Regions from separate parts of the Mus musculus genome. Here region 2 is linked to region 1. A link is a loop called in an ENCODE intact Hi-C map of the cell type or tissue named here. Cell type or tissue: heart. All regions are shown on one strand. Each heading gives the region's core, and the rest is flanking DNA. Links, peaks and the distances in the headings are about the cores only. Region 1 holds the start of Timm13 (translocase of inner mitochondrial membrane 13). Region 2 holds the start of Ncln (nicalin).

Region 1 (5,362 bases), core at 299-5,298:
CCCCATGTCTGAGGCCTGGCAGTTCACAGTTGTCAGTGTGGGTGCTCGGATCCCAGTGTAGTTCTCCAGCTGTGTGCTCGGGACTATTGTGAACCTGTCCCTTCCACATCCTGGGGCTGTTCTGCTGGGAGGAGCCAACTAAAGGGTCTCATGGTGGGCAGCCATGGCCTGGCCCAAGCCCTGAGGTGATTGGCAAGGGCCATCTTGGTTCCTCAGGTGTGGGCAGCTGGCGCAGGGGCTACCCACAGTCCCCCATCAACCCTTGTGTGGAAAAGCCAGACCAACTGGGGCCCTGGGGAGAGCTTCCGCACTGCCCTGGTCAGTGCCGACGGTGAGGTAGGTGCGCAGCCTGCGTGGCGGGGACCCAGCACTTGTGACGGAGCTGAAACCTGGGCTGAAACCTCTAGTGAGATGCAGCCACCAGCACTGGGGGTGGTCGAGTAAACTGGTGACTTTTGTGTAGGAGGTGGCCGTGAAGGCTGCAAAGCACTCATCTGTCCAGGGGAGGGAGAACGGGGAAGAGGAGGAAGAGGAAGAGGCAGAATTCGGTGAAGAGGACCTCTTCCACCAGCAGGTAGAGAAAGCGTGTGACTGGCGTCACACCTAGTGGGGCTTTGCACCTAGTGGGGCTTCGGGTACAGGTTCCACAGTCTTGCCTCAGATGCAGACTTACCCACTCACTGTGTGGGCTCTGTGACACCACAGACCTCAGAGGCCACACTCCTAACCCTTCAGCCAGGATTCCCTCTGCCTAGAGCTTGGGGTGGGGAGACAGGGACTCCAGCCCCCAAGTCTGGGCTGGGGACAAATGGAAGGCTCTGGAATAGGGCCTTTCACTTGCTTGGGAGCAGGCTGCCTAATTGCATCCTCCCTCATTCCTTGCAGGGGGACCCAAGGACTACCTCAAGGGGCTGCCGACTGATGTGAAACCTGCCCCACGGTCACCATGGTCCCCAGAGCCCCTAAAACTACTTTTTTATGGTCTGCTCTCACTAGTCCTTGGTCTGTTTCTCGATGACTGTTAAGCAACCATGAGAATGTGGGTGGGCTCTGCTGGGTTTCCGAGATGGAGGTGCCCTCTGCCCACCGGCCTGACCTGGCCCCATGCCGTCAAGATGGTATAGAGGCCTGGGGCTAGGAACCCGCAGGCTGAGGGACTTGGGCCTGGATCTGGGGCAGGAGAATGGCTGCTAGCTCAGGGTGGACTTTGTATGAAACTGGTGATTCAGTTGTTTTCTTTGAAGCCTTTCAAATCAAATCAAATTCAGAATCCAAGAGTGCTGTGGGGCCCACTAGCCTGTCAGGATGTGGTGGCTCTTAGGACACAGGGCAGACCCTCCTCTCCTGGAGTTGATGGCACCTGAAACCAGGGATGGCCCAGCTTTGTGCTCTGAATCTGAAGGGTTTATAACAGTCCCCAGCTCCAGGGCATTCACAGGCTTCTCTGGTCCCAGATTCTGAATTGTTCTAGTCCCTTCTAAAGCGGAGGACCAAGGAGGAGCGAGTTCACACATGGGACGACGCCTCCCATCCTAAGACTGAAGGGGACAGGCAAACCGTGGGCGTTGTGCCTTCAGGAGCAAAGGCTGCAGGTTCCCAGCCAGTGACTGCTCACATGAGTGTGGCCACACTAGCTATGCTCCTGGCCTCTCCTGTATGAATACTGTGTGGCCCCTCTGTGCCCCACCTCGATGGCAAGGCCTGGAAACTTGCTTCCCTGCAACTTAGTGCCAGGAGCCAGCCAGTTTCACCTGTCACCTCCCCACCACTGACACATGGTATTTTTTTAAAGAATATTTATTTTTTTACATCGGTCAGTAACGCAGCTCACTGGGATGATGCTCTGGGGGTTCAGGCCTGGAGCTGCCACAACTGGCAGCTTCCTTTACTGAGCTAGGGCGAGTTCTTTCTCTCTCCTGGCACAGCTGATGGTAGGAAGAGTCCAGGCCTAGTCTTCCCCCAAGGCAAGAGCTCTTGGCCACAGGATGCCACCACTGCCACCAACCTCCAGAACCCACCAGCCACCTCCTGCTTCTAGATACCTCCGTTTTCTTTGTGACCGGCGTTGGATCCTGGATAGTTATGGCTGGCTGCAGTCACTGCGCAGCTCTGCTGCCTTGCCCACAGGGCAGGTGTACTCTGCACTGGAGCTAGCTTCCTTGTATTTGAGGAGCAGGTCTAGAGTAATCTGCAGGTCCTCAGGGGTCTGTTTCTGGCCCTGGCTAGGTGAGATGGTTACCGGAGTGGCACTGCTGCTGGGGAGCCGCCGGCACTGCGCACATCGCTCAGCTCTACAGATTGTTTCTTTTATAAGATGCATGCCAAACGTGTGTTCCACCTTTTCTTTTACGCCTATGATTTGTAATATACATTTTACAACTGGAAACTTTTGTATACTCAAATAAACATTGACTTTAACTGCAGCCTCAGAGTAGATCTTCAGATTAAGATAGGAGCAGCAGGCTGGTAAGATGGCTCAGTGGGTAAGAGCACCGGACTGCTCTTCCGAAGGTCCGAAGTTCAAATACCAGCAACCACATGGTGGCTCACAACCATCCGTATAACTTTAAAAAAAAAACATATTAAAAAAAAAAAAAAAAAGCAGCGAGGATTTTATATTGTACGCATGCGCAGCGGGGAGGTCCAGGACAAAATGACCCTGGTCCAGCCCTTGCCAGGGCGTCAAAAGTCAGTGGGCTCACGCGGGAAGTTGCACAGCCTTCTGGGAATTGTGGTTCGGGTTTCCTTCCTTTCTAGAAGCCAAAGGACAGTGCTTAGGGACGGCGCGCACAGCCTTGTGGGAGCAGGAGTTTGCAGTTTCCCATAGAGCCTCCGAGGTCAGAGTGCACGGCGCGCACGGGTTTGTGGGAGGTGTAGTTTAACTTGTTTCCATGGTGACTCAGGCCGCAGCTTTGTCAGACTGCTGACGACGCGCGCTGCCTTGTGGGAATCGACTCAGCCTCTGTTTCCCGTGGTGCCCCGGCTTGGCTTCCGGGGCGTATGGTCGGTGTGCGCGACCGTGGCCCGGTTGACTGAGCAGCCATGGACAGCGGCTTCGGCTCGGATTTTGGCGGCACGGGTGGCGGGAAGCTGGACCCGGGGGCCATTATGGAGCAGGTGAAAGTGCAGATCGCCGTGGCCAACGCGCAGGAGCTGCTCCAGGTGCGGGGCGCGCCGGGGTTGGTGGCGGGGTTCCCCGGGTGAGTCCCCGCTGAGACCTCGCGTGTGTCCACAGAGAATGACGGACAAGTGTTTCCGGAAGTGCATCGGGAAGCCCGGGGGCTCCTTGGATAACTCGGAGCAGGTGAGACATCTCGGGAACCCGGGGTGGTGAGGGGCGCGGGGTCAGGAGCGTCTAGGAGGTTGAGAGATGTGCGCGTGCGCGGCCTCTAGCCTTAGCTACTGAGGAAGTTGTGCGCGTGCGCGGGGTGAGGACCCGGCTTCTGTGCCTAGATCGGTGCAGCCTTCATGGGTGATCCTCGGGTCGTGTGACCGTCAGTCAGGGATCCCCCTCCACGCTTTGCAGAAATGCATCGCCATGTGCATGGACCGCTACATGGACGCCTGGAATACCGTGTCCCGCGCCTACAACTCTCGACTGCAGCGGGAACGAGCCAACATGTGACCGGGACCTGTGCCTCGGGACACCGTGCTTATGGTCTGAACTGTTTTCCCTGCCAGTTAGGGTGTCTCCTCCTAGCCGCCCTGAAGTCTGGCAGCATGGAGGGCTTGGGGATCGAGGCCTCTCCCCTGGGTTGCTGCGTCCAGCTCAATCTCAGAAGAGAGTGAGGACCCGACAGAGCACAGGGATCTGGCTGGCCCCACTGACCTGTGACCTCAGGAGAGCAGGCCAATAAATCGCTGCTGGGGCAGTAAAGCAGGCGTGTCACCTCACTGCTTCAGGTCCCTTCCCCTGAGTAGGCCCAGACCTCCCAGGGTATCTTTCCCCTTGGGGTCAGTGGGCTGCTGGCTCTCAGGGAATTCGGAGCATGATCTCAGGTGTTTGGTCATCCCGGGGAGACCAGCCGAGGTTAAGAAGCAAGGCTTCATGTAGCCTTCACCTATCATGCATGAGGCCCAGGGTGCTGACCTTAACTCTGAATAAACCAAGTGTGGTGCACACCTGTCTGCCCAGCACTTGAGGGTGGGTTAAGTGTGGAGGCAAGAGGATTGGTACATGAGATTTGGTCAATTTGGTCAGTCCCACCAAAACATAAGCACCAAAGGAGCCAAGTTGGAGACATGCCCTGCTCCTGGAGACTCGTGGCTTTGACAGAGGTTCTGAGCCAGTAGGAGAAAGGACTCTGTTTATTGGAACAATATACACAGTCACAGCTAGTTCCCATCGGACTCCCATGTTTGCCTGCTACCAACTCCTCAGCGTGGGGTGGGTGGCCCGTAGCTGTGTTTCTCAGTCCACGCCTGGGTTGCTAGCCACAGGGCAATCATTCCTGGATGTTCTGGCCTATCCATCCCAGCACAGCAGCCACTCGAGTGTAGACACCTGGGAAGTGGGGCCTGCCACAGCCGTAGCCCCAGCTGGTGACCCCAGTTAGCACCCATTGGCCAGATGGCTCCCTGCAGGCCAGGGGTCCCCCTGCATCACCCTAAAGGAGAGAGTGTCCTCAGACGAGCATCCCTCGGGAGCAGGCATGACTCCTGCAACTGCACTCACAAGGCCCCTGAGTGAGAGAGAGGCTGCCAAGAGCCTCACTTTTGCCCTGTGGGGAATGGGTTCAGTGCTAATGTGCTTCATTATTTGCACTGGCTATGCCTCTGCAGGGTCCTTGTCCCAAGGAACAACGTGTGTGTGTGTGTGCTGCGCATGTGCAGGCCAGAGCAGGGTGCTAAATGGTTATCTGTCGTTTTCCATTCCATTCCACTGACACGGGGCCTCTCTGTGAACCTGGAAGTAGGTGGTGGCCAGTTCCCCGCTAGTCCCCCTGTTGCTACCCGCACAGAATGGAGTTACAAGCGCACATAGTCTGTAAGCACCAGTTTTTATATGACTCCTGGGCATCTGTGCTCAGTCTTCCCGTTTGCACAGCAAGCATCGCATAAAACACATCAGTACAGATCTCCCTGTACCGAAACACATCAGTATATGTGTTGTTGGGGCGAGCTGGTCTCAAACTCCATAATTGCCCTGCCTGGACCCTCCAGTAGGATGTGGGGTTGGGAAACCACATGTTTTCTCTGAATGTGCAGTTGTGAAATGTGATGTCCCCAGAGTCAGGTGGGCTGTGGGTGACTTGGGCAGGCTCAGTAAGAAGATGGCTTGTCACACAAGCGTGAGGACCCAAGTTAAGTCCCAAAACCCACGTGAAACGCCAAGTGTGGCGAATGTGTATCCTGCCAGCAC
Region 2 (5,362 bases), core at 363-5,362, 590 kb before region 1:
CATCTTTCCGGGTCGAACGGTCACGTCCTGCACTTTAGGTTTTGGATTGTCCTTTCATTAACGACTCCAAACATGGGGCTTAAACAAGATTTACTGGGAATGGTTTTTAATAGCTTTGTAAGTCATCTGTGTTTTGCGGCTTGGATGAGTTCAGTAGCAGTAGATTGTCCACCATAGCTTCTAGGAGCGGCACAGTGGGACTACAACTTCCAGGGGGCTCCGCGCATAAGGACTGTCACAGCTTCCGAGAGGCCCTAGTGCGAGTCTAAGTGTGCCTACAACTCCCAGGGTTCCACAGCGCGCGGAGCCGTTTAAAACGAGGCTCGCTCACAAGAAAGACTACATTTCCCAGAAGGCGGCGCGGCAGACAGGGCCGTCCGCAGTGCTGCCCGAAGGACCCTAGGGCAGGCGCGGGCTGTTCGTGGCTCTCCCCGAAGGACCTCAGCAGCCGCCCATGCCGAGCTGAGTCCGCCGAGCCTCGGCCGCTTCCCGTCGCCCTCCGTCGCTGCCGCCTTTGCGGCCTGCCGCCCGCCGGGATGTTGGAGGAAGCGGGCGAGGTGCTCGAGAACGTGCTGAAGGCGTCGTGCCTGCCACTCGGCTTTATCGTCTTCTTGCCCGCCGTGTTGCTGCTCGTGGCGCCGCCGCTGCCCGCCGCCGACGCCGCGCACGAGTTCACCGTGTACCGCATGCAGCAGTACGACCTGCAGGGCCAGCCATACGGTGCGCGACCCCTGACCTCTTCTCTTGACGCCGCCGTCCCCCTTACTGCCACACTAGTCCCCCAGTCACTGCGATCCTCCCACTGTCAGGCAGAGGAACTCCGACTGCTATCCCGGTCTCCCCATTGACTTACTGTTCCTGGCAGCTCTGTTCCCTCAGTTCCCCTGCTGTTTCACTGACTCCTGTCACCCCATCCCATCATCGCCACCCTGATTCCTATCTCTCCTCGATCCCATGTCACCCTGATCCCTCTCTGTCAGCGGTTGCCTCAGACCACTCTCAGGCCGGCGTCAGCCCCCGGGCCTGGTGTCCTGGGGTTTCCTGGGGCCTTGGTTCCCACAGTACCATACTTTCACCCCTTTGCTCTGCTCCCCACTCCTCGCCAGGGTTCCCCAGGATCTCTGTCCCCATGCCTAGGTTTGGGGCCTCTCAGAGCTTCCCGCACCCTGCTCTTTGGTTTGCCTCTCAGCCTTGATACTGTCTTTGCCTGAATGCCAAGGCCGGGCCCCCATTTTTGAGCGGGTGTGGCAGCCTGGTGTGTGCACCCAAGCCTATGTGGCCCCTATACCCAGAATTGCATTAATTTCTCTTTAAAACTGTGTTGCCATGGCAGGGGTCATGTTGCTGCCCCAGCTCGGGGAGCTCTAAGGGGTCGAGGCCAGGTGGCTGCCCAGCACCTTGCAGGACCCAGAACAGTGGCCCCAGAACAGTGCCCTGGCATGTAGAGCACCCTGGGGTGGGGGACCTTACCCTAGGCCAAGGAGTAGGTGGCCAGGTGTCCCAATGTCGTAAGCATTTGCTTGCAGATCCTTGTGGCCTGGTATCTTCGGAAGGGCCACCTGCTAAACTGCCACTGTGGGGTGTCACTGATGGCGGGGGAACCGTGGACACCACTAAGCTGTGAAGCATAGCTTCTGAGCTCCCACAGTTGTTCCAGAGCATTCCGCGATCTGGAGGGCAGTTCCTAGACCATGCATTTCCATGTCTGGGTCTCACATGCACAGAATCTTGGGTGGGCCGGTCTGTGAATAAGCTCATGTATTGTGGACCAGATGCCTAACGTGACTTTCTCACCCATCCTTGGCTGGTTAAGAACTAATGGGCTCTTGCATCTTGTCTACACCCTGGAGGACTCGTGATGGGGCAGCCAGCCAGAGCAGGTCTTTAGAAACCCTGGGCATAAGTTCTTTGAGTTCCTCAGCCCCTGGCCACTCCACAGCCTTTCCGCACCTCTCCTTACCCAACTTCCCCTGGGCCTTGTTGAGAAATAACCAACGCTGGTGGGAAACGAGACTTGTGGGTGTGACTGTGACACCGGCTACCATCCCTCCTGTTGTGGACTCTGGCCTTCTTAGGGCATGTCTTCTTATCATCATGGGCCTTGGAACAGAACTTCAGCATTTTAGCCTTCCTAGTGGCTCGGTGGCCCTCAGGCTCAGCTTTGCCTCACTAACCTGGAGCCAACTGGTGAGGCTTGGCCTCCCTGGTTGTGGATAAAGTTTTATTGTCATGAGGTCATTGACACCACTGAGTTGAGCAGCCGGCATCGGGGAGAAGCCTGCTGATTGTCCACTGCCTTTATGGTATCTCTGAACTGGTGCCACTTGGGGACTGGCTGCCCTCCTGTGGGTAGCACAATGGTTTGGGAGTCCTGGGGACTGGTGCTAGCCAATACTGCCCACTGGGGCTCTGTCACTCCTCACAGACAGCAAAGCTGGGTACAGAGTACCGTCCTGCCACGTGGCCTACAGGATTTCCAGAAAGCACTGTAGGGACCCAAAGGGAGAGCTGCTGTCCAAGCCACCCTGAGAAACCAGGGACAGGTTGAAGAGGGAGAGGTGTTGCCTCTCCCTGATGGGAGTCAGGTGTCTGCCAGGAGGTGCTTGGCCCTTGCTGGCTTCCAGGGAAGTTGTTCCCGGCAGGCCCTCCCTCACCTAGCTCCCTTAGATTCTGCAGTCCTGGAACATGGGGGCTGGGCCTCAGCTGGACCCGTGTGTCCACGTGATAGCCATGTCTGTGGGCTGCAGGTCCCTATCCAGCTCTGCCCTGGAGTGCATCTCACCCCCATGTGTCTGGGGAGACCCCAAGTGAACTGTTCTAGACCCAGCACCACGTACCTTTGACACTTGGGTCCTGGGGTAGGAGGGTTTCATGGTGGTTTGGGTGTCAGCATTCAGGTGACCACCCTGGAGACTCCACAGGACTCGAGTCCCCTCCACAGTGAGCAGTCACTCACTGCCCCCTCCTGGCCATGTGCATCTAGGGTTACTGCCTGCCATCATTCTTGTGAGAGCTGAGCATTTACAAAGTGCCCCAAGTCTGGCTGTAAGTGGGGCCCAGGGGACTGCAGTTCTTGAAGGGATCATCCTGCTGTATCGATTCACCTCTGGCCCATGCAGTTCAGACCCCTAAGGGTCAGCTTGGCCTGCCATGGTTCTGTGCCGGATATACCGTGCCTGTCCTGTAAGAGCCCCACTCTCGCTGTGTGCTGTGTGGAGGATGGCAGCTGTGATGATGCCATGACCCCGTGTCCCCCATAGGCACGCGGAATGCAGTGCTCAACACAGAGGCCCGCACGGTGGACGCAGATGTGCTGAGCCGCCGCTGCGTGCTTATGCGGCTCCTGGACTTTTCCTATGAGCACTATCAGAAGGCTCTGCGACAGTCAGCAGGTGCTGTGGTTATCATCCTGCCCCGGGCCATGGCTGCCGTGCCCCAGGATGTCGTCCGGGTAAGCCTGTGTCTCAGTCCCCATGCCTGCCCCTCAGGTTGCATCTGCTGGGTGTCCTTGTCCTCCCCCTTCAGGAAGGAGGCTGAGATGGGGAGGCACTGCGGGTGGCTGCAGTTCCCTGAACGCATGCGATCCTCACAGCAATTCATGGAGATTGAGCCTGAGATGCTGGCCATGGAGACTGTGGTCCCTGTGTACTTTGCTGTGGAGGACGAGGCACTGCTGTCCATCTATGAGCAGACCCAGGCTGCCTCTGCCTCCCAGGGCTCTGCCTCTGCCGCTGAAGGTAAGCCAGGCCACTGGAGGGTATGGGGTGGCCCTGGTCCCTGCATCTATGGGGCTTTCCTGGGCTTCTATGTTTGCAGTACCCACCCCAGCTGTGGCCCTGGCCATAAGCCCAAGTGACCCCTCCCCTTCTGCCCCCAGTACTGCTGCACACGGCCACAGCCAATGGTTTCCAGATGGTGACCAGTGGAGCCCAGAGCCAGGCAGTGAGCGATTGGCTCATCACCAGCGTGGAGGTGAGCTCCCACCTTCTTAGCCTGCCTCAGGGCCTTTGCACAGGCTGCACCATGATCTCAGACGTCCAGTCACCCCTCTGCCACACACGGGAGGTGGTGGCGACAAAGGAACTTGACTGCAGGCTGAGGCTGTGGCTCAGTGGGCAGCACTTGCCAGCTCACAGAGTCCTGGGCTCAGTCCCCAGGATCACAGCAACCAGGTGTGCTAACACACACCCGGAGGCTGAAGCAGAGAGATGGGGGGTGCAGGGCTATCCTTGGCTACATAGTTTAAGACTGCCGTTGAGATACAGGAGCCCCTGTTTTCATAAAAAGAAAAGAAAACCTCACTTTTTTAGTTCTGTCGCCAGGGTTGCTCTGAGTACCCTGTGAGGGAGCTGTGGGTTAAGTCAGCCACAGTAGGGGGGACCCAGTGTGCGCTCACTGCATGATTGTCTACAGCATTAGGGTGAGTGCTGCAGTGACAAGACAGAAGGCTACCTCTCTTAGTCGTGAAAGGTCCTAGGGACTTGGTGCGGCAACCTCTCAATGCATTCCCTTCCTGGGTCAAGTAGTCTGTGCCCTTGTCCACTGGGGGCCAACCCCAGCACGGCCACACCACTGTTTGGGCTCTAGAAGCCTCCACATTGCCCTGTGCCTCCCTGAGGGAGGGGCTGAGGGAACCATCCACCTATGGGTGCTGACAGAGCCTTGGTATCAAGGCTCACAGAACACAGGGGTGACCCAGCCTGTCTTGGGCATCTGGTATCCACCTGTCTGTCTCTCCACAGGGGCGGCTAACGGGGCTGGGAGGCGAGGACCTTCCCACCATTGTCATCGTGGCTCATTACGACGCCTTTGGGGTAGCCCCAGTAAGTACCCTGCTGCACACCACAGAAGCACAGAGGGCAGTGGCTGCCAACTGCCCATGGCACCGCCTTGGTGGATGCAAGGGGGGACCCAGACCTCCCCTTGAGTGTCTTAGTCACTGTCCTGTTGCTCAGAAGACGCCATGACATGACAGTTAGTCAGTTATTGCCATAGGTAAAGTAGCTGCACCCTACATCCTGATGTGCAAGCTGTGACAGACAGACAGATGGACAGAGTGGGCCCGGCATGAGCTTTTAATACCTCAAAGTCCATGCCAGAGACATGCTTTCTCTAGTAAGGCCATACCCCCAATCCTCCTCAGGTCGTGCCACTGCTGGCTGAGCATTGGAATACCTGAGCCTCTGGGGGTCGTTCTCAGTCAAACTACCACACTTGGCTCCAGGTCCCCAAGTCCCAGTCTTGTCTGTCGCTTCCCAGAGCCTCTGAGGGCAGGCTGCCCCAACCTCCCGTGGCTGTTGGTTGGTTGGTTGGTTTGAGATGATCTTGCTTTGCATCTCTAGCTGCTCTGGAACTCAGAAGA

Evidence for each region. Hi-C counts contacts between places; a loop is a spot of excess contacts. Peaks named below come from ENCODE experiments on the same cell type or tissue, not always from the same donor. Only the 100,000 strongest peaks of a DNase experiment are listed, where the experiment ranks them.
Region 2: it touches region 1 in a loop (6-fold over the local background); 3 of 42 quality-filtered maps call a loop at or near these places.

What each region holds. Positions count from the first base shown.
Region 1 is chr10:80,898,424-80,903,785 of GRCm38, reverse strand. It overlaps Tmprss9 (transmembrane protease, serine 9), which reads right to left. Exons shown (of 18, transcript NM_001081688.2): 18 at 4,292-4,607. The coding sequence ends at 4,446. Timm13 (translocase of inner mitochondrial membrane 13) reads left to right here and starts at 2,817. Exons shown (of 3, transcript NM_013895.4): 1 at 2,817-3,162; 2 at 3,236-3,304; 3 at 3,527-4,336. The coding sequence starts at 3,043. The coding sequence ends at 3,625. It overlaps Lmnb2 (lamin B2), which reads left to right. Exons shown (of 12, transcript NM_010722.5): 10 at 217-336; 11 at 464-574; 12 at 886-2,423. The coding sequence ends at 927. In heart, for the core only: no CTCF peak of the experiment used is centred there; DNase peaks (open chromatin) are centred at 2,815, 3,355, 3,895, 4,565 and 4 weaker places; H3K4me3 peaks cover 2,621 bases; H3K27ac peaks cover 1,800 bases.
Region 2 is chr10:81,491,438-81,496,799 of GRCm38, reverse strand. Ncln (nicalin) reads left to right here and starts at 437. Exons shown (of 14, transcript NM_134009.3): 1 at 437-720; 2 at 3,261-3,451; 3 at 3,593-3,737; 4 at 3,878-3,972; 5 at 4,743-4,823. The coding sequence starts at 537. In heart, for the core only: a CTCF peak has its summit at 2,967 (motif pointing left); DNase peaks (open chromatin) are centred at 1,459, 2,219, 2,769 and 3,009; H3K4me3 peaks cover 2,068 bases; H3K27ac peaks cover 1,198 bases.